Regions from separate parts of the Mus musculus genome. Here all the other regions are linked to region 1. The links are chromatin loops, found by intact Hi-C in ENCODE. Cell type or tissue: left cerebral cortex. All regions are shown on one strand.

Region 1 (8,000 bases):
CCATGGTATGGGTCGTGCTGCCCCAATGGCCACTAAGGAAAAACCCAGACCCTGTCTGTCTTGGTTTCCATTAGGTGAGATGGGCTCTATCCTTCCCTGTTCTTGATGTCCTAACCCTTTTCCTTCTTTATAACCCATCTTTGCCATGATATTTTTTGCTTTAGCTGAATACCCTCCCAATGGGGCGTTTTCATTGGACAAAATAAGGCCCAAATGCTGCATAATATCCCTTCCCCAGAGGTTAACCGGGAGTGGGAGCACATAAGGTATGAATTTCCCTTGCTGTCCTTCAGAGGATTCCCACGTCAAGGCAATGGAGCTTATAGTGGGACATGATTGATATCCTAGGCCCTGTAATGAATGAGATGACTCTGTGGTGGGCCATGCTTTGGGCCACCAATGTGTAGAAATTATACTTTCATCTGCTCCGGTATCAAGGATGCCTTCAAACTCTTTTCCATTAATCTTAAGGCGGAGCTTAGGTCTATCATTTAAAGATACAACCAAATAGGCAGAATCATTTCCTGAGGAGCCCATTTTCTTTATCTCAGGTCCTGCAGATTTCTCCCTGGTATTATCAGGGAGGAGCAGCAGCTGAGCTATCCTATCTCCTTTACTAATAGAAAAAACGCCTTTAGGGCTTGAGCACAGGACCTGTATTTCAGGGGAATGTTGACAATCCATAACTCCAGGGTGGACTACTAAGCCCTGCAAGGTGAGTGAACCCCGGCCGAGAATAAGGCCCATGGTTCCCGGGGGCAAGGATGGTATAGGCTCCACTGGCACCGGCTGAATACTCATTTGAGGCATTAGTAGGAAGTCGGAGGCGGCACGCAGGTCCACCCTTGTGGGTCTTCCTGGGTCGCCTCTCTGACTGCTTCCTGGGTCCTGACAAACCGGTTCCCATATCTTTGAGGGCCCTGGGACCGAGGGCCCGATGACCCGTTTTTTGGCACATCAGTTGATTGACTATCAGGTGGGGGAAGGACTCTGCCCTTTATATCCCTCACAGAGCGACACTGGTCAGCTCTATGATAACCCTTGCCACACTTAGAGCAAAGAGTGAGAGTCCCTCCCTGTTTATCTGGAGCTCTGCAATCTTTCTTAAAATGCCCAGGCTTTCCGCAATTAAAACATGTCCTCTGATCATTTCTGCTCATGGAGCGGTTCTGAGATTGGAGGATGGCGGCCGCTAAGCCTGCATTGGTGAGAGGTCCCCCAAGCTCTCGACAGACCCTGAGCCAGTCTTGTAAGCCTTTGTTCTTTCTTGGGGCTATGGCCGCTCGGCACTCCTTTGTGGCTTGCTCATAGATTAGCTGTTCTATCAGAGGCGCAGCTTGCTCTGACTCTCCAAAAATACGCTCTGCTGCCTCTGTCATTCTGGCCACAAAATCTGAGAAGGATTCCTGAGGTCCCTGGATTATCTTTGTTAACTGCCCGGTGGTTTCACCTGCTCGAGAGAGCGCCTTCCAGGCCCTAATAGCCGTGGAAGAAACTTGGGCATAAGCTCCCCAATGGTAGTTTGTCTGATCAGCAGAATAAGCTCCCTGACCCGTTAACAAGTCAAAAGTCCAATCTCTCTGCTCTGGAGTCAAAGCAGCTGCGTTTGCTCGGGCCTGCGCTTGTGCAGCTTCGTGCCAAAGCGCTCTCCATTCCATATATTTGCCCATACTAGGGAGAGCGGCTTTTACAACCGTTTGCCAGTCAGCAGGAGTTAGTGCCATGCCAGCGAGCCTGTCTAACTGCACCAAGGTAAAATTAGCATTGGTTCCGTATTTACGAACCGACTCGGCAATTTCTTTAATTTGTAAGTATTCTACCGGAGCGTGGACACGCCCACCCTCGGCTCCTTCAAAGACCGGAAATGCCTGTTGTATTTTCCTTTGTTCCTCTCTGGGAATGAATGAGTCTGCGCACTGCCTCTCTGCGCACTGCCTCTCTGCGCAGGGCTGACGCACTACGCAGGGCGGGGACTCCGCATAGGGCGGACCTTGAAGCCGACTGCCCTGAGGCCAATCAGCAAACTGGCCTTCGCCAGCCGCTTTTGGCTTTTTTCTTGACCAATTAGCTGGCTGGTAATGGGCTGCTTCTTCCTCCCAGTCTGTTTCCTCAGAGGAGAATTCTTCATCTGCTTCAGAACTACTAAGAGCTGGCTCCCCGAGCCCATCCAGCGATGAGCACAGGCTCCTTTTCCTAGAGACCTCCGCTAATTGATCTTTCTTCTTTTCCCTTTTTCCTCTTTTTCTTCTAATCTCTCTCCAGGTATTCCTACCTAACCTTAACTTTTCCTCGGGTTCAAGACCCTTGGAAAGGCCTGTATACTTATTTTGTGTACCATATTTCCTCTTTGCTCCTACTCTCTCTCCCCGCTTTACTTCTGATAGCTTGTCCTGAATTTCATCTAGAATCCGCCCTATCTTAACCACTTGATAACATGTGAAAAGGAACAAAAGGGCTTCTAACACTAGAAAAAATTCAAGGCCAAACATATTCCACTTTACTTCTGATAGACTGTCTTGAATTTCCTTAGAAAGTTCAAGGTCAGACTTACCTCGTAAAGCTGTACTCACTGGTACTCTCGTTCCCCAGCTGAAAAGTTCTGAATTCATACAGTTGAATCCTTCTTAACAGTCTGCTTTACGGGAACCTTTATTACCGCGACCCGCAGTTCTGGTTCTGGAATGAGGGATCTTCCTTGCGCCAGTCCCGAGTTTTTTCTCGTCCCGGAATTCGGCACCAATTGTTATTAGACGCGTTCTCACGACCGGCCAGGAAGAACACCACAGACCAGAATCTTCTGCGGCAAAGCTTTATTGCTTACATCTTCAGGAGCCAGAGTGCAGGAAGCAAGAGAGCAAGAAGCAAGAGAGCAAGAAGCAAGAGAGAGAGAAAACGAAACCCCGTCCCTCTTAAGGAGCATTCTCTTTCGCCTCGGTCGTGTCACTCCCTGATTGGCTGCAGCCCATCGGCCGAGTTGACGTCACGGGGAAGGCAGAGCACAAGTAGTCATAAGATACCCTTGGCACATGCGCAGATTATTTGTTTACCACTTAGAACACAGCTGTCAGCGCCATCTTGTAACGGCGAATGTGGGCGCGGCTCCCAACAGCTTTGATCTGGTATTTTCTCACTATGCTCCCTTTCTACCCTTCTGGAATTGCAGTGTATATCCTGTGTCATTATATGTTGGAAATATGTAATCTGCTTTTCATTTTGATTTTATAGGGGGTTATAGTTAAGAGATTGCATGAATGTCAGAAGAGATTTTGAACTTTGGACTTTTAAACAGTGGTGAGCCGGTTAAAGACCATAGGACTTTTGAAGTTGGATTTAATGCATGCCTGAATTTTGATATGGCTACAAGCCTATAGTGGCCAGGGAGTGGAATGTGATGGTTTAAAAGGAAATAGCCCCCTTAGGGAATGGCACTCTTAGGACGTGTGGCCTTGCTGGAGGAAGTGGTCACTGTGAGAAGGCTTTGACGTCTCAGATGCTCAAGCCATACCTAGTATGGCAGTCATTTCTTAATGTCTGCTAATCTAGATGTAGAACTCTCAGCTACCTCTCCAACACCATGTCTGCCTGCCTGCTTCCTACCGTAATAATAATGGACTAAATTTTTGAACTGAACGCCAGCCCCAATGAAATGTTTTCCTTTATAATAGTTGATGTGGTCATGGTGTCTCTTCACAGCAGTAAAACCCTAAGACTGGGTCCTTGACATGGCTGTGTCCATTCAGCAATATTCATTCAGAATTTCCTCATTCCCCACAATGCTTGGTCATTATTGAATTGTCATCTATGTATAAGTAGAGAGAGTATTAAGAGAGACATGCTATCATCTTCAAATCTTGTTTTTTAAATTTCTTTTACCCCAAACTTTTTTCATTGTTTTGGGGGCATTGTGTGATTTGTAGTAATCATTTTTATAATTATTTTAATTGTCTTTTTAAAGTTTATAAATAGGAGCCAGACATGGTGATATATACTTATAATTTTAACCTTCAGGAATCAGGTTAGAAATATATAAAGTTTGAGGCCATACTGGGCCATGTAGACTCTAATAAAAAAGAAAGAAAAGAAAAAAATGAAGAATTTATTAAACTAGGCACTGGATACATTATAAGCAATATAAGAGTGAAGGATAGGTTCCGTCTTTGCCATCATGATTTTCACTATAAATTTCATTGTAATAGGACTTCTTCTGGCTTTAACACATCAGGCAGCATATAAGGGAAGACATTATATGTGTTAAGCATTGTAGGGGATATTAATAACATGTGAAATAGGACCCTCTATGGGTTTATTTTTCCAGAGAGATATACTATAGTCTGTTATACTCCAAAGGTTGTGCCATGGGAACTCTAAAATTTTAAATTATAAGGGAAGAGTACAGGGAGAATTCCTGCAAGAGACAGAATTGAACTGTTTATTTTCAATTGGTATGCTGAACTGAATTGATAAATTTGACGTTTTGAGATAAGAACAGTAAAAAGTGTAGAATCTGTAATATGCTTGGTTTTGTCTACAATAAGTGATGAAGCCTCCAGTTAGTATTTTATGAAGGAAAAGAACAGAAATGAGGTGAGGTAGGAAATCAGGTTATAAAGAATCTTAGTTTATGAAGTGAAAGTTTATGAAATGAAAGTTTAAAAATTTGTATACCTTCTCCCCTGCTTTTATTTCCTGGAAAGAGCTGACTTACAAAGGATGTTGGGTGACTTATTATTAATTTGGTCCTATGAACTTTTGCCCACACAGCCAGTAGTTGTTTTTATTCTTACTATTGCTATTGCACTTTTAATCCACTAGATGTCGTTGTGAAACCAGCCAATGAAACTGTTAATGCATTAACTCCTTTGCTTTATCTAGGACTGATTAAATAATGGCAAACACAATTAGTTTCTGAATGTTAGTGAACGTTTCCGTTTTTGTTTCTTTAAGCTGTAGAAAAATAGAATACTGGGGTTGGGGTTTTAAAGTTTTTGTTTCCTAACTTTTTATTTTATTATTTAATATGATTGGGTATTTTGCCTGTATGTACATGTCTATGCATTATGTGTGTACAGTGCGTGCAGAGGCCAGAAGAAGGCATTGGAACCCCTGGAATGGGGTTACAGAGGGTTGTGAGCTATTGTGGGTGCTCAGACTTGAACTAGTGCCCTCTGGAAGAGCAGTCAGTGCTCCTAACTGCTGAGTTGTCTCTCCAGCCTCTGGCATTGATTAGATTTAGTTTAGTTTTGTTTTGTTTAGTTTAGTTCAGTTCAGTTTGCTTTTTTTAAGACAGGGCTTCTCTTTGTAACAGCCCTGGCTGTCAAAGACATCTGCCTGCCTCTGCCTAGGGAATGCCACCAGGCCTGGCCAGCATTGGGTTTTAAAGCTTATCTGATGCTTAAATATTAAAGGACAAAATGTTTTGGCATCTGGACTATACGTGATAATATAAGCATCAGCTGTTGTCTTAATTATCTTGCTGTTGCCTTGATAAAATACCTTGACAAAAGCAACTTAGAGAAAAGGCTTATTTATTTTGGCTTAGAGGTCAGGGCAGTAGTCCATGAGGCAGCAGGCAAGGAAGGCATGGTGGCAGGAGGGGGAGGCTGGCTGTTTTCATTATGCCTGCACTCAGAAAGCAAAGTCTCTAGGAAATGCAGCTATGCTAAAACCTCAAGGTCACCTCGGTGACCTCCTTCCTCCAACAAAGCTCCTTCTTCTAAAGGCTTCATAAGCTTCTTCCTCAAGCTAGGGATCAAACATCCAAACATGAGCGTGTGTGAGACATTGGCATTCAAACCACAGGGTGCCGAGGGTTATTGGAAAAGCAGGGTTGTCTAGGAGTTAATGCTAAATCTGGGTAATATGCTTACATTTTATTAACTTAATTACACTTCCCTTAAATGGAAGGAAGGGAGGAAGGGAGGGAGGAAGGAAGTTAGTTCATAGGTTAAGGCTGCTCATCCAGAGGACTCAGGTTCAATTCCCAGCATTCACATGGCAGCTCACACCTGTCTGTAATTCCAGTTCCAGAAAATCTGATGCCCTCTTCTGACCTCTGCAGGCACTGAACACACATGGCTAACAGCCATACGTGCAGGTACAATGCCCATGCACATAAAACTAAAATGAATAAATCTTTAAAAAAAATAACAACAAAAAACAAAAATCAAAACAAAAAAACAAAAGCAAAACCACACTCAAGTGTATGAAATAAATAATTGTAATATTTTTTAAAAAGATGAAATAAAAAACATTTTTAGGGGCCAGTGGCTCAGTGTAGGAAGGCACTCACTGCCAAGCCGAGTGAGCTGAGTTCAAGCTCAAGGACCCACATAGTGAAAGGAGAAAATCAATTTCTGCAGATGGGCTTCTGGCCTTCATATTTCGACTGTGATTTGGTAGGGACACTTGTTTCAACAGGTAAAGGTGCTTGGCACCGGCCCAGTGACCTGCGTTTGTTTTCTGGGACCCATATGTTGGAAGGAGAGAACCAACTCCCACAAGTTGTCCTCAGTCCTTCAAGCATTGGCTCACATGCACACACTAAAAAAACCAACAATAATAACTTAACTGTAGTAAACTCTTAAAAAATGTGTTTTGACTAGTTTTTCTTTTTGTCTTACTATCCAACCTCCTTCTAATGCTTGATATCCCCTACCTATTGAATGGCCACATGTAATTAGGAACGGAAACTAGTAACCACAGCTCCTTTTGTTAGTACAGATATTTATCCTTACAGATTTGGATGCTGTGGTTTCATTCTTGGTTGTTTAACTGAATTTTCATTCTTACCATATAACACATTCATCTTTAGACCGTGCAGTTTAGCGTTGTTTCTTTTCAGACTATCATGGTTTGTTTTAGTTTCCTGTTTCTCATTGAAGATTTTGCTATCTTGGTTTTTAAAAATAACTTTTTAGGTAGTATATAATTAATATACTACATTAATTTCATTATGAGATTTTTATGTATATTGTTATGTTTTGCTCTTTATTGCTCTCTTCTACTGTATCCTTCTTCCTTTTGCTAGCCTGCCTCTCTTTTTCTCTCTCCCTACTTTTGCTCTCTCTAAAACCTAGATTCTTTAGAAGTGAAAATGTGGTATTTTGTTTCTTTTCTTATTATCCCCTTGTTCTTCTCTCCTTCTTAGACCTCCTCTTCTTTCTTAATCCCCTTTCCTTTCATATTGTGTGTATGTATGTGGTGCTCACATGCACATGTGTGTGCACAGATTTTGTGTGTAAATAGATTTTGTATATAAGAGAAAATGTGATAATGCATTTGTTTGAGTCTTGTTTCATTTGGCATGGTGATCTCTAGTTCCACCCATGTGCAAATGGCATTTCATTCCTTTTTATGGATTCCTTTTTATACAATTCCAATGTGTATATCTATCATGTATTTTCTTCATTCATTGATAAATCTTAGGCAGGCCTGCTATCCTGGCTACTGTAAATAGTGAGTAGTAATAAAACGGCTGTGTCACTCTCTGTGACATACTGACTTGGTTTCCTTTGGGTGTATTCATGGAAATGCTATCGCTAGATCACTGTTAGTTCTATTTTTAGTTTTTGAGATACTTCCAGCTGATATTTCCATAGTGGCTGCAGTTTATGTTCTACCAAAAATATAATGGCCCTTCCCTCTTACATCTTTGCCAGCATTCTGAGTGGGTTTAGATGGAATCTCAGAGCAGTTTTTCTTTTTTTAATGTGCATTTTCATGATACCTAAGACTTTTGAGCATTTGAAAAGATACTTCCTGCCATTTGTATTTTTTGTTTTGAGAACTGTCTGAAGTTCATTTGTCCTTTTATTTATTTACACAAGATCCCCTCTTGTAGGGTGTAACTTTTTCAGTTCTTTATAGATTCCAGGTAACAATCCTCTGCCAGGTGAGTAGCCAGCTGATGGCTTCTTGTGCTATATAGAAGGTTTTTTAGTATCATGCAGTCCCATTTGTCAATTAAGTCTTAGAAGTATCTTCTGTGCTATTGGACTGCT
Region 2 (8,000 bases), 74 kb after region 1:
TTATTTTATGTAGATATGAGTGTACTGTAGCTGTACAGATGGTTGGTGCCTTCATGTGGTTGCTAGGAATTGAGTTTCTTTTAAGGACCGCTGCTCACTCTGGTCAACCGTGTTCCCTCAGGCCCAAAGAGTTATTTATTATTATACATAAGTACACTGTAGCTAACTTCAGATGCATCAGAAGAAGGGATCAGATCTCATTACAGGTGGTTGTGAACCATCATGTGGTTGCTGGGATTTGAACTCAGGACCTTCGGAAGAGCAGGGAGTGCTCTTACCCTCTGAGCCATCTGAGCCCACATTTCAAACTTTAAAAATGACTCTGTGTACACACATGCATGTGTGTGCCATGGTGCACATGTGGAGATCAGAAGACAACTTTCGGAAGTCAGTTCTCTCCTTCCATCATGTGAGTTCCAGGGACTGAGTCCCGTTCTCAGGCATGGCAGCAAGTGTCTTCTTACCTGCTAAGCTATCTTAATGACTCGCAGTTTACATTTCCTAGGAAAATGACAGTATGTTCTGGGGGTCATGTGTTTGTTTTTGACCTGCTCTGCTAGGTGTCAATGGGTAAAAATGGAGGTTGCCTACTTGGTCCTCACTGTTACCCTTGTGGGACCAAGCACACCTCATTACTATTAAGATGGGTGAGAATTCTGACTAGGCCTCTATTGGCAGTCATGTGGGAGGAAGGATGGACCTTCTCTGGACTTCCAACAGTACTTTGGTGTATGAGTTGGAGTACTCATCATCACTGGAAGGAGGTAAAGGTTTCTTCGAGTTTGAAGTTCTCAGATGCCACCTCAGGGCATGGGGATCTGTTGTAGACAGGTGTGAGCAGAAATCTAGGTCCCCTCCAGTCTTGGCTAACAGGAGTGAAAAGCGATAGTATTCTGTGTTTGTTCGGAGTGGGCTGCTTATTGCTTGGCTGCAGTTTGCTTGGTCCTTGGACTGGACATGGTTAACTTTTCTAGGCACTTCCCTTCCTCCCTCCTGGCAGTGTCTGTGTCAGCCTAGGTTTAACCTAGAATTCTGCCTCTGCCTCCCAAGTGCTGGGGTTTCAAATACGGACCACTAGGCTCAGTATTTTGAACCCTTCATGAAACCCTCTTATCATAACAGCTTGTTGTCCAAAGGATACAATTTCAACCTGTTAGCATGGTCATTCACTGCTCTTAACTGTCTCACTACAGTTAAGAACAGTCATAACTTCTGTAGTTTTCCACAGTGCACACGTGCTATGCACACGTGCCCCTCCAGCTATGCAGAATTTCCTTCAGTACCATGCTTTTTGTGGTATGTTGTTTTGCAGATGTGCTCTCTGGTTCCCACCTTCTCATCGTCTCTACATGGTAAGCAGCTAGCCATTCCTCAAATCTGAGCATGTTACATATAGTGAAGCTTTCTGATATTAAGAACTATTTGATCCCACCTCGGGATTATCCTTACCTGTATGAATACACTCTGTAGTGTGCTTTCTTGTTTGCATCGATTTACCAACTTACCCTTGAGGTGGGACTGTGCTATACATCTCTGAACTATTCAGCTGTAAGTTCTTTGGAGTTAGGCACTAAGCCTGTCTTATCACTTTGTCCTCTGCCTAGCATAGAACGGACACTGAGCAAATGTTTATTAAATCGGTAAATGGATGAATTATTACTTTCATCCAAAGACCATCTGCAACTTATGAGACTAGGTCACGGAGACAAACTCCTTCTTACCATTGCCATTTGCTTCTTCTTAGTTTTCCCTTAAACAAAGCAACTTTGAACAATTATAAAATTAAGCACTCATGCCACACTGTTCCCCCTTCTATAAGGACTTTGAGGTTGTGCTGTTTCCGTTCTGCTGGTCTACTAGTGTCCTGAGGAGGCTGGATACAGGAGCAGCAGCAGATGTGGTGTGGGAAGCCAGTTCTTCAGGATACTACTTACCACCAGTCCAGTCTTTGGTGAATTGAAACCCTGTTTGTAACTACTTTTATCAAGGCAGAGCTTTTCCTGGATAGACATTTCAGAAAGGTAGCTTTCATTGAGTGACATAGCATAGGTTTGTTTTGTACACAAGCACACTGTGAAGGATTTTGCAAGACAAACCTGTGCCACTATACACATCAGCTCTTGTAAGAACTCTGATCCGATGTTTAATGCACACATAATTTCTCTACCTACAAGAATTACTGAACATGTCAGGCACTATTACACATTTTCATATAAGTAACTTATAGTTCTTACATCTGCCTCATACTGCAGGTGTTACTGTCCATGTTTTGTAGCTATGGAAACTGAGAATAAGAATCGATCCTGACTCTAAGTAGTGTTTTGTACTTTTAGTGTCCATCTCTCAATGAAAAAATCCTAGTATTATATTTCTTCCAATATCCTGACTTCCTGCCCATTGGGTCACATCTCCTGAGACAAAGTTCTTCTATTGTCTGCTTTATAAGACAGAAATGGAAGAAGGGAAATGCATTTTTAAGGTAATGCTTATGTGTGTGTGTGTGTGTGCTGATATTTTATGTTCTTCAGCCTAGTAACTTCTTTTGGCATTTGGTCGCTAATATTCAGGAGCATTCAAGGCCTTTTATCCCATCCATAAAACCAAGGAAGACACTCATTGCTAAACAGAAAGCCTAGAAAGTCGCATGGGTGATCAGTGAAACTCAGAAGCAGCTGAAACTGATACTTGGTGGCTAAAATGGCTAATACCATTGAGTGTCTTCATCCCACGTGCCTAATACTGAACCAAGTAATTAGAGGGCTGCCGGTCAGGAGTTAGGATCTTCTCCTTTGGTGGCTGACTGAGTGGCTCCTCCCTTCCTCATTTCTTCAAACACCGGTCACATCTCACAGGGTTTGAGAACATGCTGTGTGGGGGTGTCAGATACAACAGGAAGATGAGACAGGAGTGGAGAGGTGCTGTTAGTGGGGAGAAGGATTACCTGGGTTGTAATATCCCTCTGTGTCAGTCTCAAGCAGCAGGAAGCAGAGAGCATCCAGGTCACCTACAGGAGCAAGTGATAGACATGCCCCATGTGCCATCCTAATGCCTGGACAGGGAGTCATGGCTCGAATCCATAGGCAGCAAAGACTGTTTGAGCTCTGCTCCTTAGTACTTGTTGGCACATAATGGGGCATACATACTCTTACAGCCTCAGAGCACTTAGAGTAAGAGCTTATGAGCACCGTACAGTTCCAGCACTCAGCAGATGCAACTATGGAAGATACCAGCACACCTCTAGAAAAGCATGTGAAACAAACAGTGTGACTATCTTTCAAGTGGAGAGACAGCTGTCTTCCACTGCTGAAGTCTAGCTAGCACCACAGAAGCGCTGGCAATAGTCTCTCCATTCTTCCACTGATGTCTACTTACTGAATAACCTCGCATGGCTGCAGCTTCCTTGGTTCATTTGTATGGCAACCAGATCCTTCTCTTAGTCCTCTAGAAATCAGTAGCTGCCATTCTGAGGATGCCAGCTCACTCTGTGTGTCTTCTGTTTAATCAGGAGTGTTTGCCACCTGGGTTTGAAGTGCCCAGGGCAGATGAGAGCTTAAAGTCATGTTACCTATTTTGATACCCATGTATGCCCCACTTCACTAAATGGTAAAAAAGGGATGTGGAGTTTATTTATTTAGTGTGTGTATGTATGTCTATTTTATTTGGTACATTTGCCTGTGTATGCACATATGATGGCCAGAATAGGACCCTGAGTGTCTTCTGTCATTCTCCATTATTGTCTTACAACAGGGTTTCTTACTGAATAACAGACACTCGGTTTGGGGGGCTGGCTGGCTGGCCAGTGAGGCTTTCAAGCTCTACTTGTCTTCCTCTCCTAGTGCTGAGGTCAGTGGCCTGGGCAGCCATGCCTGCTTTTTTATGTGCATGCTGGAGATTCAAACTCCGGTTCTCATGCTTGCACAGGAAGTGCTCTTACTGAGCCATCTCCCTAGACCCTGTACTTAGGGATTTCACTGAATTGTACTACATGATACTCTTGGTTTCCAGCATTTTACACGACATGGCATTTGTGCCTCCTGCCTATTGCCTTCTCCTTCCTCTAATCCTTTACCCCTGCCCTTGACTTGTTGCCTTTATTTCTGGCACTAGACCCATACTCCCAACTGCTGGTATTATCCAAGGGTTTTATAACTCTGCTTACCCTTTTTCTGCTTGATACCAGGGCTGACAAGCCAAGCCCATTATCCTGAGTCCACTGTTTGGTGGAGTTGTTACTGCACCTCCTTGACCTTGCTCTGAATACTGGACACTCCTAAGAGTTAGGAGTGGGTGGGGTAAGGGCTAAACCCATTCCTATTTTATGTACTATTAAAAAGTTTACTTTTGAGGCGAATACTTTCCCTTTCCACCCTCAGTATTTTGCCCTTGGTTTCGTACACAAGAATCTCGTCGCAGCTTCTTTTTATAGGTGGAAATTTACTCTGAATCTTTAAGCTAGAGGCAGTCATTTTTATGAGCACGGAAGACCCTTGTAGCTCTTCACTGCCACCTGGCTGCGTGCCTGGAAAGTGGAGATTGGAGTATTGGCAACATAGTTAGTTACTGGCTAGTGGAGCTTTAGGAAAGCTCCAGCAGACTCAGTGAACTCAGATTCGTCTGAGCAAGCAGAACCAGAACCTGAGAGGTGGGTTTGGGGATCATTTTCCTCCCTGAGACACTTCCAGGGCTCCCAAAGAGAGCCCGCAGATCATGAGTCAGCGCGGTGGTCCCACTGCGTTCACTTACACAGAGCACCGGATTTGCTTTGTGTCAGGGCACAGAACTGCTCAAGACAGGTAGCACTGCAGGAAACCCAACGTCACACAGAGTTGATGACTTGTAGGACTGCTGTTTTCAGTTCCCCATCCCCTCGTGGGTAGTGAAATGGAAAAGCCCAGACAAGAAAGAGGAGCCCCAGGAAACTCAAGACTGCTGGTTTCTGACTAGGAGAGAAAGTTCGAGAAAACAGATGGCAGTACATAGAAAACAGTGGCTAGTGAGCACAGAGGGATAGCTAGGACTTGCACTCGGCGCGACCTAGAGGGCAGGCCGGTCATGTTCAAGGGGCGGAGGCTCTGGCCATGGGCCTGCCTGGGGCGGGCCAGTCGGCGGGGCATTTAAATCGCTGCCGCCGCTGGCCGGGACGCGCGCCGGCTCTGCACCCTCCATAGTCTCAGCTTCGAGTGCCGGCGCCTCAAGATGCGGTCCTCCCTGGCTCCTGGTGTCTGGTTCCTTCGCGCCTTCTCTAGGGACAGCTGGTGAGCAGGGCTGGGGAGGGAGGCTGCCAAGACGCGCAGAGACTTGCTCGGGCGGCGGATGTTTCTGCTTGTCCCTGGAGTGGGGGATGGGGTTCTAGTTCTATCTGGCAGGGCTCCTTCGGTGGCGCAGGCGTGGAAGTTTAGTAACACAGAACTATTAATTCCACATTAGCCCAGACTTCTGTCTAACCCCGGTGAAGAACAAACAGGGTGCCTAGGAGTCTTCATCCTTTTTGGTTTGCCACCCCGTATCTGCAAACACAAGCGCACAAGCGGGTACCTGTGGAGTGCCTCCAAGTCTTATCTGTGTATTTGGAGGATCCGGATTTGCCTTTGAGGAACCCAGGCCAAGAACTGGTAGAATATAAATGGAGCCAGAGAGCTTAAGGCCCCTATTGATTAGATTAGTTAACAAGCCAGAAATCACTGGTTCTATTAAGCCTGTCTGACCCTTCCAGTCTCAGGGATACCTAGCTAGGGCAAGATCTCTGGGATCAGAGCTGCAGCTGCTCCAACACTGGGTGGTCACCCTTAAAAGCATGAGCTGGCATTGACAGCAGCTGCTCCCAGGACCACAAGGTCACCCTTGTGCTGGGAGAAGAGGTTTTAGCCAATCTCCATTGAGCTTTTGGAGCAGTGTACTTGGTCTGCAAGAGGTGGGGAAGGAAGAGTGTTAAAACATTTTGTTAGTTACCGTCATTTATAAACTATAAAACTTAACAAAATAGCCAGTTGCTGGCTTCTAAAAAAAACAAAACAAAAACAAAACAGATGACACAGCAATCTCAAATCTAAATTCTCAAACTAAACTAAGGGTCAGATTGGGCAGATACTTAGTCATCAATTTGGCCTGGTTTTAAAATAAGTCATTTTGTTTCAAGGTCTCTCAGGCTAATAATCATCTAAAACATTCTTTAGATGGTTTATGTGGTCCTTTCTACATTTGGAACTATTAAACAGTTTTATGTTTTCAGAAAGAGAGAAAATGTCTCTCAAAAGGAGATGAACACGAGAGTGAGAGCGTGTACTGCCCTCATAATGAAGGAGCTAGAAGATGTCATAATTGGGTAGAAAGAGAATTCAAGGGGAGGGGAGAGTTGCCGTAAGGTGGATGTGGATGGTAGCGATGGGCGCACAGTACACTTGCTGTCCCTGACTTTAGCTGCCCTGACTTTACATTTAAAGGTGGTTGAGATGATAAGGTTTTGTGCTATGTATATTTTACCACAATTTTAAAAAGCATAATATAAATAAGCTCATTTATACATTAAGACTCTTGAAGCTGTCTCACTAGTGGACATATTTTATATGACTTATCAATTAGCTGCAACTTCAGAGACTAAAATTGCTCAATGTCAAGAAAAACTAAAATCAGGATAAATGACAGACTAGAGTCAGATAATCTGGAAAGTTTTCTCTCTGTAAAACATCCTTTTCTTTGTAGACTCCATTTCAGGTTTGTTTTTTTTTAATCTCTAAGAAAAAATTTTGATCACACAATAAAGTGGGTCTCCTTAGATCTAATCTCATGGTTTACTTATGTACAGCAAAAACATTAATTAACCAAATAGGTCATGATCAGTGCTCTTGGGAGTTTTCATAAGGAATCTTTTTAAGAAAAATTTAAGGTGTGTGTCCGTCCCCGTCCTTTGGCAGTGGTGGTGCATGTGTGTCTCTGTGAGGCCAGAAGTCAACCTCAGATGTCTGCCTTCAGCAGCCATCCATCTTAGTTTTTGAGACAGAGTTTCTTACTGGGACCCGGAACTTACCAGCGAGTTCCACGGAGCTTTAAGTAGCTCCAGCCTGTCTCTGCCTTCCCAGGCCTGGGGGCACAGATGCAGCCGCCACCTTGTCAGGCCTTAAGGTGGGCGCTGAGGATGATGCTCAGCTTGTGCAGCAAGTGCTCTGCCGACTGAGCTTGCCCCATTCTTTCTTTTTTTTTTTTTTTTTTTTTTTTTCTGTTATGGAAAAAGTGTTTATTTTGAAATTATTTTAATTGAGAAGTAGAAAACCTCATAGGAAGGAGGAAGAAACAAAACACCACACAGCATTCAGGCAACGCTTTACTTCATGCCCTTTCCCCCGCTCTGGCTCACTCGTCCCATGATGAGAAGGACTCAGCCACCCACAATAATGTTATTAATGGGTATATGGATCAGTTTCACGAAGAAGCCAATGAATCCCATGATAGCAAATCCTATAGCTGTAGCCATGGCAATCTTCTGGAATTCTTTTCTGTCGGGTTTGGTGCATCTTTTAACCAGCCGAATTGAGTCCTTTACAAACTGCCGGCTGGGCTCCACAAACTGCATTACCTGATCCATGTTTGTTGGATGGCGGATTGAGAGCGTAGAGACACGTAGCTCAGGAGAGAACCCTCCCCATTCTTTCATAAGTAGCCGTGCATTGTTTTTTTAAAAATAGATATTTTACTATTTACTGCCCTGAGATAAGATGCCAAGATTTACCAGATTTTACCTGCTATAGATTTGGGCAGATTCCTCTTTCTTTACACCCCCCCCCCCAAATATCATAAGGCTTTTAGATCTGAAAAACTGACTGACATCTTCTACCTGTAAGACAGGGAACTCAGAAAACCACTTTCCTTGGAGTGATCTATTAGTATTGACTCCATACAATGAACCTCAGTCTCTTCAAAGGGGCTGATATAGTTGATATTAAATAGACATCCTGGTCTACTACAACATCCAGGCAAGGCCCTGGTTACATAATCAGTTCTAAATA
Region 3 (8,000 bases), 150 kb after region 1:
CACCAGCACAGATGAATATGGCCTCATTCCCCATGTGGCACAGAACCTTTTCAAATAAACTCTTCTTATTCATTTATTTCCTACAATGCCATCTATAGCTGGAAACTATCAATTTGATCCTAATGTGGTTAAGGCTCCTCAGCATGTTGTAGTCCTCTTAGGTCTTAAGCCTTGGGCGAGAGGAGCCAATCAGATGTGAATTTGTGAACAATGAGAGAAATTTTATAAATACCGAGTTCCTAATATTGAACAAGATGAACTGTAAGCCAGTTTCTCTCTACTTTCCTCTGCCATGCTCACTGCCCCGAGTTAGACTGTACACCTTCGGGGCTGCCACATGCCGGCCAGTGCCAGGATACAAGTGGAGGTCCTAGTCCAGACCGCTTCATTCCAATTCCTGTCTGTAGCATTGCTCTGCTTTCCAGGAAACCTTGTGGTCCTTGGTCCTGGATCTATCCATCACCCCTTCTGGTGCATGACTCCTACTCGGTTCTACTCTTACCTAAATAGCCATCCCTTATCCAGCCTGGGCACCTGGAGCAGGGTCTAGAAGGGAGAGCAGAGTTCTCCCACTGCCCCTTACCCCCGAGGGAGGAGTGCTCTGAAAGAGAGCTAGAGTCAGGTATAGTGGCACATGCCTAGAATCCCAGCAATCTGTAAGATAGGGACAAGCGCAGGTTCAAGGCCAACCTGACCTTTGCAGCAAAATCCCTGTTTCAATTCTCCCCTTCCCAAAAAATTAGGGAGAGACCTGATGCAGGCAGTTAAGGGTGCTTTGGCCCTGCACAGTTCTAGAGAACGGGTAGTAATTCCCTTGGCCCTGAAGCTTCCACTTGATGGCTATCTTCCCCTCCTCACCAGGGCCTGTGAGAACCAAGACACCTGGTTGTGTTATCCTTGCTGTGGCATCTGACTTTCCTCTCTCCTCCCCCTCAGCTGCCATTTCCTTCCTCAGTTTCCGCTACAGGCCTTGGGTTTCCAAACCCCAACCTACCTGTGCTGCTGGTAGGACAAAGCCACACCACATTTAATTGAACAAAATCTTCAGAACGAACAGTTTTAGTTTCAGGCCTTATTGGGGCCACAGCCTGGAGTGTGTGGGGGAACAATTGTTTTAGAAGGAATTCACCCAGTTACTCCTTCCCCTCCCCCAATCCCCAGCTCTGGGTGGAATCCAGCTAGTCATTTTCCAACCCGGTTGTGTGTGCATAGACACACTGCAGCTTCTTTGATCCCCCGCCTTTCCTGCTAACAGACAAACCGCTGCCAAAGCTTCCAGCTCCTTTCTCCATGGTGACCAAGCCCCTCATTTCCATTTAATCCCAGCCTCCCCATCCTGGGTGCCCACCCCTTCCTTTCTGTGAAGCTTGGGCATTTCCTTTCTCCCCTCTCCCTTCTAGCAGCTGACTCTCTCCAAAGTTTAATAAGTGTCAACATGCCACTGCCCCTTCTCCTGTGCCCTATCTGCCCTCTCCTCTTTGTCTCCTTTCTCCACTACGTCCAAATCTTTGCTTCTCTGCTTTTCACTCTTCAAACGTGTTCCTCTTGGGCCCCATCGTTCCCTGATGCCTCTGACCTGAAGGGAGGGCACACAGGCACAGAGGAGAGAGGCAGAAGGCAGGTCCTTCTCTTTTCCTCTCCTCTCTCAGTTGTGGCTCTGCCTGGGTTCTGTGAATGAGGGTGTGGGGAGGTGTCTAAGTCTATATAGCACTGTTGCCTTCAGCCACATCAATCCAAGACCTCCTTAGAGTTCTTTGGAGCAATCCCTGGAATCTTCTAGATTCTTTTAGAAGCTTCCCAGATGCCCACCCTCTCCTTCTGGCTATCAGGCAAGTTGTGCAAACAGGTGAGCCTAGAAAGACAGATGACCATCACACGCTGTTAGACTGGTGGACCCAACTCATCCAGGGAATGTCCTACTCCCTGACAGGGCCTAGGAATTGCACTCACAGTGCTCCTCTGGAGGAGGCCCTTCTGGCTCTAATCGTGGTGATTGCATAGCTGGAACATGGAGGGTCTGCCCAGGACTCACTTTTAACAGTCCAGTCCTGTACATCCGTATCAACATTATCTTCCTCGTGGTAACCAGGTGATTTCTGCTGTGCAGCCAGAGAAGCTGAAGCCGGGCAAGCTTAATATGTTGCCCAAATATTTGTACAAAGAAGGAATCGGTGAAGCTGAGCCAAGAATCCAGGTTATACTGTTCCTGGTTCCTTCCACTCACTGTCTTTCTTCAGTGATCCGTGGAGGAAGCAGAGACAGGAGGAGACTGTAAACGTTGGTGTGAGGCACGAGGAGGCAGTTACATTTTCCCTCACTGGAGGGGGCAGTTACATTTCTTTCCCTTTGTCCTATCGACTCAGTCCAATGTACAGTCATATGAAATGTTAATTTGTGCTGTTCTCAATATTTAGTTATATCTACCCCTACGTGCGTGTATCTGAGTTTTCCTCCCCTAGGCTCCAAGTTCCCCAAGACTTTTACTCATACATGTCCTCCAAGGAAGGCAGAAGGATCCCACATAGGTCCATGGGGTCTGGCTTCAGACCTTGCAGGAGGCGTGTGATACAGTGCTAATGACGTCATCACTGAATCGCATAGAAGCCCAACTCTCTTGCTTTTCCATCTTCCCATAGTGCCCAGCCAGGCTCCTCGGCCTCCTCGTTAGCCTCTGTGAGAAATTAAAGCTCCGGTAATCAAATCAATCCTTGTAAATTCCCCAAGAACAGCTCCAGAGGCCCCAACAAGCCAGCAAACCCCAGACCCAAATCCATGTCAAATTTCATAGATATAATTTAAGCAGGGATCAAAACACACACTAACCTAGTAAGTACGGCTGCTCAAAATGCAGAGTTTATAGTCCATCTGCCTCTCTGCTTCAGGGAGTCTGTATTAAATTTATTGCAAAGTAAAACAAATAAACCCAAGCAAAGGCAAGATGAAAATCTGCATACTCGTCGGAGAATTAGCAGCCCTCTCTGGTTAGGAAGGCTGCCTCTCAATTTGCATCTCTAAGGAGTTGTGACTGGGCTGGGGGTTGGGGCTGGTTGGGCAGGACAGAGACTCGAAGCAGGACTGTCCCCTGCTGGCTGGTAGTAGAACTGCAACCCCCTTGATCTTTGAGGGGGACTTTGTGGGGCTTATCCCACACCCGTGGAGAAAAGGATCTGCAGATGAAATAGTGGTTGACAACGTGTGGAGTTGGTAGAGCAGGCAGCAGAGAAAGAGAGAGAGAGAAAGTCACTGTGGGAAGCAATCTGTATTGCTTCTGTATGTAAGACTCGTGGCTAGGAAGTGGGTTGGAGAGAGGGGTGTCAAGGAGATTTGGAATTTTTACAGGTGTACTAACCAGAGACTGCATCGAACTTCGTGACTTCTCTTATTCCTCTTTCCTGTTCCTTCTGCATTGTTTGCAACTGTACTCACAAAGGCCAGAAGTCTGGTGTGGAGGCTGTAGTGATTCTTGCACTATTGGCTGTAGAGTATCAGCCACCTGCTGCCTGTGTAAACCTGGGACAAGCCATGTCGGAGACAAAGGGCTGAGTTGGCGACAGGACTCGAATGTGCATGGCCTTGAGATGTGATGCTTCCTGGAGCAGCCCGTTCCTGCTCAGTTTGCTCATCTGTTCTAAGCCTTTCAGTGTTGACGCTGTGGATCTGTGGTCCAGGAGTACAGACATCCATCATGTTCTTTCTGGGAAGCTCAGAGGATCTCACCTGCTCTCCCAGGATGCTCCCATCATCCTTTCTGCCTGGCTCTATGGGCACCACCTTTAGAGTGATGGGTGCAGAGATTTCTGCAGGCAGGGGTAGGCTATCTTCTTTATAAGATCTTATAGGTAGATGAAGAGAAATATATTGATCTATAGATGTAGTCACACTCTAATAATTTGTTCTGTTTATTTATTTATGAACCCTGCCATTTAGACGGCTGGTGTATACCATGGTCTTTCTTAGCAATCGCTTGCTTTCCTCTGCTTGCTTTTCTCAACCCGGTGCCCAAGACAGAAGGCTCAGAATAAGCATCTGATGAATGAGTGAATGTGTAAGAGCTAAGTGATGCAGGATGATAAATACTTGGCCACAGAGTCTGCTTGGCTGGCCTCCTTGATTTCCTTTATTCTCCAAGGACCTCGTGACAGGCCTCTCTAATCTACTTCCTGAGGAGCTATAAAAAGCCATCTGCTTCTTCACCAGTCCCTCAAAAGGCATCACTTCCAAGTGGGTAGGAGCCCAGAATCTGGAATCAGAAAGTTCACAGTTCTTATCCTGGCTACTGTACTCAAACTAGCCAGGGGCACCTAGCCAAGACCCAGCCTCAGTCTCTGTTTTTCTGTTTCTCTGTCTCCCTGTCTCCTTCCCTTCCTCTCTCACTCCCTCTATCCTTCCCCCTTCTCTCCCTCCCTCCTTCCCTCCCTTCCTCTTTCCCTCCTTCCCTCCTTTCCTTCTTCCATCCCTCTACCCTTCCCTCCTTCCTTTCCTCCCCACCTCTCTTTCTTCTTCCCTCCCTCCATCTCTACTTCTCTCTTCTGACCACAGAATATATGAACACCAAGTCAGACTGCCAGGCTGCCCCAGGGGTTTAACCTTGGCTTCTCTGTTAGTTGAGTAGCTCGGAGCAGGTGACTTAATCTCTGGTGCTTCAGGTTCCTCATCCATAAACTGGAGTTAATAGAATCTACTCCATAATGTTGATGTGAGGATTAAAAGAGCTAATTCACATAAAGCCCCTAAAACAACGCCTCATGCTTGGTTGGCATTAACTAACGCAATAAACGCTAGAGGTTATTAATAAGAAACAAGGGATTTTTGTCAAACTGAAGGCATGTACCTAAAGGAAAGGCTCTCCTAGAAGATGTGTGGAAAGGTAAGAGGGAAGCCTTTGTGTGAACAAGCAAAGCCTGCCCAGAAGGGACAGGTAGGTTTGCCATCCTGGGGGCAAGAGCAGCTGTCCAGCTCTTCACCTGCACAACTCACCTTGGCATTTGTTTATCAGAAGCATCATGGGATAAATCTCAAGCATTCAAAGTTCTTGCAGCTTGCTGGCCTTTGAGGCATATTTGCTCATAGCCCCCACGCACCCCCTTCTTCGTTCTGGCATCGCTTCTTCCGACCATTTCAGCTGCACTGAGAACAAATGAGCTCAGTTCTTCCCAGTGGACCCAATGCTCGTCCTTTGCATTGTCTCCTGCAGGTGTCCTATCCAGTATCCCCCCCTCCTAACCTCTGAATGTCCCTGGCCCTTCAGACAGCAGCATCTATGGGAAACCTTCCCTGTTGAAGCCTGGTAGAGCCCTAACCTGATCTTCTGTATCTCTGCACTTGTTCCCTTTCCCTCCTGTTAGTGTGTGCCAACCCAACAAAACCCCAACAGAAATTAGTATCTGCATGATTCCAGAAGCCAGAAGTCCAAAGTTAAGGTGCCAGTTAGGTTAGTTTCTGCTGAGACCCCTCCTTGTGGTCTGTAGATGACTACTTCTCCTGTTTGTATAGGGAATAGGGGAGAAATAACCACCCCTTCCATTTGTTTGTGGTGTTTGTTGCTTTGTTTTGTTTCGACAGGGTCTTACTATGTAGCTCTGGCTATCCTAGGCTATCCTAACTAGGTAGATCAGGCTTCCAAGAGCTGGGATTAAACTCATGCCTGCTATGCCTACCCAGTTCGTCTTTTCTAATTCTTATACAGACACCAGTCTTCTCGGATCAGAACCCCACCCTTACAACTTCCTTTAAGATCCTGTCTCCAGCTATAAGACACATTGAAGGTCAAGGGTAGGGTTGTACTTCAGACCCTTGCGTCCCAGCATATAACATGGTCCCTAAGGCTCTGCCATTGCTTATGCAAACATTCCCCAGAAATTACACCTCACTCTGACCCCGTCCATCACTTTGTGATTCTGTCATATCTGTAACACCTGCTCATAGCAAGGGCTCGATAAAGAGGAGTGTTTGTAGGTGGGTGAATGAGCAGTGATGGCAAGGGTTCTGAAATATAGCTATTCCAATGGGACCTAGTGTAGCTCCCTCACTGTATAGCAGGGGAAACCGAGGCACAGCGTCCTTGGTCTTTAGTGGCACAGTGGAGGGAGGTTGGAAGTCAGTCTCTGAAGCCAGTCCTCTATTTTTGCCTTGCAACAGGAGAAATCAAAGAGCTGCCTAAGACTGATGGTCTTTTAAAACCCACTGAGTTTCCTTGCAAGGAAAACAGCTCTGGGTTTTCATTAGCAAACCAAACTCCTTCCTTTATGCACCCACCTCACCTTGCTGGAATATTTCCCTGGCCAAGCACTCTGTTGTTCACTCCCTGCCTTAGTCAGGGCCAGGGATGTCAGGATGGCCTGGACTGGGAGTCTGCCCAGGTTTCCAGTCCATGCTGACAACCCAGGTGTGTGGCTCTTTGGAACCTTGTTTTTCTGTTAATGGGTTTTGTTAACTGTTTGTCATTTGCTTATGCAAATCTATCTCTTTCTGCATTAAAATGAACCCAATTATAAAGTGAAATTTTACAATTAAGCCACTTAGTGAAGGACATTAACCGACCAGAAGGAATTGATTTGTAAAAATTTCAGCGATACTTACCAAATGTTTCTAAGATATGACTAAGTCCTCGGGTTTTTCTTTACACAAACAGGTCCTTGCACATTTCCATACACACCCCCCACAGACACAGCACACATTTTCACACACCTGGTTTTCATCTTCTCACTGGGGGACTTGTTCTTGCTCCTTCTCTGGGTTTAAATTTTCCCCAAGTAGAGGAAATTCCACCAGCCGTCAGATCATGTCTGCAAAGTTCTTGGAGGCCTTCCAAAAGAAATGGCCCCTGGGCAGAGGAAGCTAGAGCAGGCAGGAAAGCAGAAGAAGGTGTAGTGGCCTTAATAAGTCTCTTCGCCACCTTGGTGACTGGACTGATGGATATATTTTGGCATTTGCTTCCCTGCGTGGCTGTAATCGATAGCAGTTATAGACAGAGATGCAGAAAAGGTGGGGGTGTGGGATGGGGCAGTATTGATTGGTCTTTACAGGAAAGAGCCTTGCCTAGGGATGGAGTGACCATAAGAAGCAGGACCCTGTTGTTCCTAAAGTAGGTTACCTTTCCTTATACCCCCCACTCCTCTACCCAGTCAGAACCTGGATGGAGGCAGAGAGGACATTTAGCCTGTGACAAAGTCACATTTATCTTGTTCATGGCACCCCCAGTTTACAGGTTGGACATCACTGTCTCCCAGGCTGGTGTGAGTGCAGGGAAGAAAGCTCTTTAAGCACAGATTGGCGGTGGGTCCCAGACTAAGTCTGTTTCCAGGAATGAACCCAAGTCAGGAAGCAGCTTACTGGTCTCAGACAGCATAGTATATAAGGGACTATTAGGATACATTCTGGACACAGTGTCCCGAGCTAGAGCAAACTGTGGCCCTGAACCATTGCCTCCCCTCTGTCTGTAGGCTGCTGGCACTGAAGTGGGTTGCACAGTTAAAAAAAAAACAAAAAAAACAAAAAACATAAAACAAACATTCTGGAGCCAGACTGCCTGGGTTCAAAGCCAGCTTCTGCTACTTAGTATGTGACCTTGGGCAGGTCAATTTGCCACTATGTAATTGATAGTCTCATCACTAAAGTGGAGATGATAGCAACAGTGATTTCTAGAGTGTCTATGGTGGTTTCAGGGCAGCTTATGTAAAGAATGTGGCATAAAGAAAACACTGAACTCAGGTCACTGTTGTTGTCCAGTGGGGTGGACACTGTAGCTGGTGTCTGTGGCTCATGGGTGGAACTTAAAGGTACAGGTTTCTCTAACCACACAGGATTGCCTCAGCATTTGCCTTCTGACAATGAGAACACGGGTTCAGCACCCAGCATCTGCTAAATAATTCTCTGAGTAAACTGGTCTATTGCTACAAGGTTCCTTAACCCTTTTCCATTCAGCAGCTACCTCAAGATTTAAGAACTAAAGCCCAGGTATGAATACAGAAGGATGGGGACAAACAGTTGCCCCTTGATGG

Evidence for each region. A loop is a pair of places that touch in the nucleus more often than their neighbours do. Peaks named below come from ENCODE experiments on the same cell type or tissue, not always from the same donor. Only the 100,000 strongest peaks of a DNase experiment are listed, where the experiment ranks them.
Region 2: a loop joins it to region 1, with 2.5 times the contacts of the local background. A loop is called at or near these places in 17 of 42 quality-filtered maps.
Region 3: a loop joins it to region 1, with 5 times the contacts of the local background. A loop is called at or near these places in 19 of 42 quality-filtered maps.

What each region holds. Positions count from the first base shown.
Region 1 is chr9:37,326,477-37,334,476 of GRCm38, reverse strand. The region is part of intron 4 of Ccdc15 (coiled-coil domain containing 15); the gene reads left to right. Among named protein-coding and RNA genes, the nearest start is that of Ccdc15, 18 kb to the left of the region's middle. In left cerebral cortex, CTCF peaks have their summits at 4,810 (motif pointing right) and 6,066 (motif pointing left); a DNase peak (open chromatin) is centred at 4,815.
Region 2 is chr9:37,252,554-37,260,553 of GRCm38, reverse strand. Slc37a2 (solute carrier family 37 (glycerol-3-phosphate transporter), member 2) reads left to right here and starts at 4,816. Exons shown (of 19, transcript NM_001145960.1): 1 at 4,816-5,255. The coding sequence starts at 5,197. It also overlaps the pseudogene Gm10177. In left cerebral cortex, a CTCF peak has its summit at 4,510; DNase peaks (open chromatin) are centred at 4,557 and 5,281; H3K4me3 peaks cover 1,118 bases; H3K27ac peaks cover 308 bases.
Region 3 is chr9:37,172,352-37,180,351 of GRCm38, reverse strand. No RefSeq gene overlaps it. Among named protein-coding and RNA genes, the nearest start is that of Pknox2, 29 kb to the right of the region's middle. In left cerebral cortex, CTCF peaks have their summits at 2,291 and 3,092 (motif pointing left); DNase peaks (open chromatin) are centred at 2,674, 3,038, 3,519, 4,138 and 3 more places; H3K4me3 peaks cover 421 bases; H3K27ac peaks cover 1,421 bases.